2 separate regions of the Homo sapiens genome follow, and region 1 is linked to region 2. Evidence: read pairs that join two places in POLR2A ChIA-PET (ENCODE). Cell type or tissue: Panc1. All regions are shown on one strand.

Region 1 (2,500 bases), 510 kb after region 2:
CCCGTCTCCCGCCGAGATCGTAACCCCTCGGCTCTGCCACGTGGAACGGGGGCGCCCGATGCCAGCTGCGCTCCGCGCGTTCCCTGTCCCCGCTCAGTGCCCCTCCCCGTTCTTCGGGTCCCCACTTGAGGGGATTCGGAGACCGAGAGTCTCCTCTCCCTGGACCGCGCGGGACAGCAGAGGGGCGAGGGGGCCCGGGCAGGGGGCCGAGACGCTCATGAAGACAGGTAGTCGGAGGCCAGGGCAGGGTGGCCGCCGCGTCTCTTCCCAGACTCGGGAAAGGAAACAGAAAGTAGTCGCTCAGCTGGGGAGGAGCATGTCCGAGAATGTCTACTTTTCGAGGCCACCCGAAACAAAATGGAAAGATGGTCAGGCTCCTTAGTCTCGCTATCCTGTGAGTGGAAGCTCATCTTGTATGAGTGGAGCAGTGAAGGACGTTTAAAACCGTGTTTTTTGAGCTGTCGAGAAGGTAGGCAGGAATTAAGGCCTCGCCAACGGCTTGACATTGTGAAGAATAGAAAAGTAAATACAAGATGTGACTGGTGTTTTGAAGGTGCTTAACGTTCCTTAGGGAAAGAATGCCAACTTGGGAGTCAGACAGGGCTGGGTTCCCTTTCCTGCCCTACCATCGAAAGGCTCTGTGACGTTGGGAAAGTTTCTTAACCTTTCAGTTCTCCAACCACCTCATCTTAAGAAAGTACAGATGGGTTGTAAAAATTAGAAATATTTAAGAAGACACCTAATAGTGCCTGATGCATACTAGAGACTCAGTAAATGTTTGAAGTGAACGAGATAGTTCCTAATTTCCTGTGCAGATTAAATAGCAGTGGGTGAAAGATAGAACACCAATACCACCACTTACATTTGTAGGATAGTTACGATAGACATTTTATCCAGCTTTGAAAATGTTTGTGACTTTTTATAGTTTATGGCGGCAAATTTGCATGAAACTTGGTCCTAAACTGGGGAGGAACTTTCCCTGCAACCTAAGCAAGTTATTTTCAACTGCTCTTTGCCATTGTAGTCTCAGGTGAGCACTTGGAAGCCAGCTAGCCTGTCAAAGTTGGTCCTGTCTTGTGCCTGTAAGGCCATAATGAGGATGGCCAAACTTAGAGAGAGGGATGGCCAGGACGATGTAAAAGACCCAGGAAACATCCAGGTTACAATTACAAGCTCTGATGAGTCAACTCAGGAAGTTACAAGATTATGGACCTGACTCAAGAGCAAACAAACTGGATGTCAACACATGGTCAAGGTGCTGAAGAAACATGATAGGAAATTGCAGGGCAGAGTTGCAAAGACGGTAGTACCTTCATTTCTTGACCAGCTCATTTAATATTCCTAGAAGTGTTATTTCATCACATAGCTGGGGAAGTCCTCCTTACAATTAAAAAAAATCATATGTATATTAATATCGATGATATCAAAAAGAAAAAGTGATGGTGTGGAGGGAGAGAAGGGTTGGGTTGAATAGATTGATTCCGGAGGAACAGATTAGAAGCGAAAGGTTCATGTCCTTACGATAGAAAATGTGGAGACCTAAGGCTCCGAGAGCTTCCAAAGGGAGAAACACTTAGTGAATAGTGGTGGCTAGTTTCATCCAACAAGGTTTTTCTGGGAATGATTGGGTGAAGAAAACCTTGTAGTTTCACATTTATTGAGCTGTGGACTAGATGCTTTACATGTTATTATATTTGCTCTTTACAGTGGCCTTAGGATGCAGGTAGTATTAGCTCCGTTTTATAGATTGAAAAACTGAAACTCAGAGTGGTTAAATTCTTTGTCCAAGGTCACACAGGAGTGGTTAGAGAATGGGGTCTGATTGCCAAATGGCTTACCCAAGTAAATGGTTGACACTTCAATGTTATTGGCAGACATTTGCAAAATGACGGTGCTAATACTCCTCGTAGTGGTAATGGTGATGGTGCTTTGTTGATGAAGATGAGTCTTGCAGGCAGTTTTCATTCCCAAATATTCAATATAGCTAAGACAAGATAGAACAGAATTCTTTTGTTATCCTGGAAGCCACTGGCCTGTGGGTGGAGGGCATGGAGGTATATGAGGTATATGTCTTGTGGGCTTCCAGATGCCAACTGCAGGTAGAAGACTTTGGCATGTAGATGGAAAGCACTGCGCTTTCTATCCACAGTGCCATATTCTCAGTCACTTGGGTCCTGCCCTTCCTGTTAAGCAGCAGGAGGCAGGCTGCTTGTGCCCTCTTTACCATGGGTTATGGCTCAGACATACACATTGTAGTATATTATTTGGCTCATATAAGGCCTGAGGCTCAAAGGCTACTTCAGGAGAAGCAGAGAGGGCATGAAGGGGCTGTGCAGCCTTTTTAGATGAGGGTGCTATGGGGTTCAGTCAGGATCTTTGGTTAGGCTATATTGATCAGCTTTGGCTGTGGTGCTCTTCTAGCAAGTGTGGTCCTAAGGCTGTTGGTTTCTTTTCTAGCTGGTTCTAGTGAGCCCTACATCAGAGCAGTATGACAGCCTAC
Region 2 (2,500 bases):
ACAGGAACCTGAGTCAGCCTGGGGATGATCTGGGAAGCCTGCTGAACAAAGTGGCATCTGAGCTGGGGACTGAAGCACAAGCCGGGGAGGGAGTTCCAGGAAGAAGGACTGGGAAGATTGAAAGCACGAGGCAGTAGAAGAGAATGATGGGTATGAGGACAGAGTTCACGGTGGCTGCAGCTGAGAGGAGGTGGTGGAAGCAGGCAGAGGCCAGATCGAGGAGGCTTATGGAAAGAGTTTACACTTTGTCCTGACAGCACTGGGGAGCCATGGAAGGGTTGTGAGCAGAGCAGTAGCCTGGCCAAGTTTAGGTTTTAGAAAGCTCTCTCTATCCTCTGCATGGAGGCTAGAGGCAGGGGGACCAGGCAGAAGGCTGCTGCAATTGTCCTGGAGCCAGGTGCTGTGGCTTGAACAGAGGCCATGGCTGAGGGAAGAGAGAGGCTGGAGAGAAGTTAAGGAGATGAGATCACTGAAGCCTGGTGACTTGTTTGCTGTGGGAGGGAGGGAGAGGGTGAGGTGAGCATGATGGCCTGGTTTCTCTCCAGGGTGACTGGGGAGGAGGTGGCATCATCAACCTGTTGGAGAAATTAGGTGGGGAGGGTGGCGCTAAGCTCCACTGAGACAACGTGGAGTTAGACGTGCCAGGGAAGGGCAGGGGAAAATACATGTCATCCATGCAGTTGCTTAAGCAGATCTGGTCCATGAGAGACAGCTGGGAGCCCAAAATAGAGATCTGGGAGTCCTCAACATCAGGTGGCACCTGAAATCTTGAGGTAGGGATAAGGTTCCCCAGCAATAAGAAAAGAGGGCAAAGGCTAAAGCTCTGAGCCTCGCTAAGAATTAAGAGGCCAAGATGGAGGGCCAGGGATGAAAGCTGAAAAGATAGGAGGGAAATCTGAGCTTTAGAAGGCAAGGGGAGGTAGGCATGTGGCTGCATGCCTGTAACCCCAGCTATTCGGGAGGCTGAGACGGGAGGATGGCTGGAGCCCAGGAGTTCAAGGTTACAGTGAGCTATGATGGCACTACTGCACTCCAGCCTGGGCAAGGGAGGGAGACCCTGTCTCAAAACAAAGACAAAAACACCAAGGAGAAAACAGTGTTTCCAAAAAGAGGGGAAGAATAGGCCGGGCACAGTAGCTCATGCCTGTAATCCCAGCACTTTGGGAGGCCGAGGTGGGTGGATCACCTGAGGTCAGGAGTTCGAGACCAGCCTGGCCAACATGGTGAAACCCTGTCTCTACTAGAAATACAAAAATGCCGGGTGCAGTGGCTCACGCCTGTAATCCCAACACTTTGGGAGGCTGAGGCGGGTGGATCGTGAGGTCAGGAGATCGAGACCATCCTGGCTAACACGGTGAAACCCCGTCTCTACTAAAAATACAAAAAATTAGCCGGGCGTGGTGGCGGGGGCCTGTAGTCCCAGCTACTTGGGAGGCTGAGGCAAGAGAATGGCGTGAACCCAGGAAGCAGAACTTGCTGAGATCACGCCACTGCACTCCAGCCTGGGTGACAGAGCGAGACTCTGTCTCAAAAAAAAAAAAAAAAATTAGCTGGTCGTGGTGGCAGGCACCTATAATTCCAGCTACTCAGGAGGCTGAGGCAGGAGAATCGCTTGAACCCAGGACGCAGAGATTGCAGTGAGCCGAGATGGTGACACTGCACTCCACCCTTGATGACAAAGCAAGACTCCATTTCAAAAAAAAAGAGGAAAAAAATTAAAAGGAAGGGAGATTGCAACACCATTGCATGCTGTCAAAGGTCAAGACAGATTAGGGCTAAAATTGGACCTGGATTTAGTAACAAAGAGGCCACTGGGACCCCGGCCAGAGTCCCTTCAGAGGTTTCTTGAGGGCAGCCCTCAGCCCGTGAGGGATTGGGAATGAGAGGCAGTGAGAACCCAGAGGCAATGAGTGGGGATGACTTGAGGTTTGCCCACAAAGGGAAGAAAAAACAAGGGTGGGTGTTAGGGTGAGGGTGGAGTGAAAGGTGGGGTTCAGGGGTGGCTGCTAGAGATGACAGCCACTTGGAGACATTTCAGTCCCATCTCCAGTGTGGTGGCAGGTGCCTGTAGCCCCAACTACTTAGAAGGCTGAGGCAGGAGAATCACTTGAACCCAGGAGGCAGAGGTTACAGTGAGCTGAGATCTTGCCACTGCACTCCAGCCTGGGCAACGGGGCGAGACTGTCTCAGTAAAAAAAAAAAAAAAAAATCCAGACGACCCCAGTACCTACTGTTATTATTGTTTATGAATCTCGTTGATGTGCCTAAGAGCTGTCATCTCCCAAAATTCTATGAAGTATCTGTATCACCCCCACTTTATAGATGAGGAAACCGAGGCTAGGAGGGCTGAAGCCATTTGCTTCAGAGGGAGGGGATGGGGACTGGGGTGTGGGCATGGGGATTCTGGAAGGAGGAGAGGTAGGTTTAGGGCAAGACAAAGGACAGCCTCTGAAGGGACTGGGAGGGAGAGGGAAGGGCAGGTGCAGAGGGTCGAGGCAGT

What was found. ChIA-PET counts read pairs that join two places held together with the same protein. Peaks named below come from ENCODE experiments on the same cell type or tissue, not always from the same donor. Only the 100,000 strongest peaks of a DNase experiment are listed, where the experiment ranks them.
Region 1: POLR2A ChIA-PET joins it to region 2 with 5 read pairs; 6 of 35 experiments call an interaction of 5 or more read pairs at or near these places.

Annotation. Positions count from the first base shown.
Region 1 is chr22:38,706,388-38,708,887 of GRCh38, forward strand. It overlaps GTPBP1 (GTP binding protein 1), which reads left to right. Exons shown (of 12, transcript NM_004286.5): 2 at 2,458-2,500. Among named protein-coding and RNA genes, the nearest start is that of GTPBP1, 1.7 kb to the left of the region's middle. RefSeq lists an enhancer at 1-372 and a silencer at 66-205. In Panc1, no CTCF peak of the experiment used is centred here; a DNase peak (open chromatin) is centred at 1,173; H3K4me3 peaks cover 1,682 bases; H3K27ac peaks cover 1,397 bases.
Region 2 is chr22:38,192,040-38,194,539 of GRCh38, forward strand. No RefSeq gene overlaps it. Among named protein-coding and RNA genes, the nearest start is that of MAFF, 8.7 kb to the right of the region's middle. In Panc1, no CTCF peak of the experiment used is centred here; no DNase peak of the experiment used is centred here.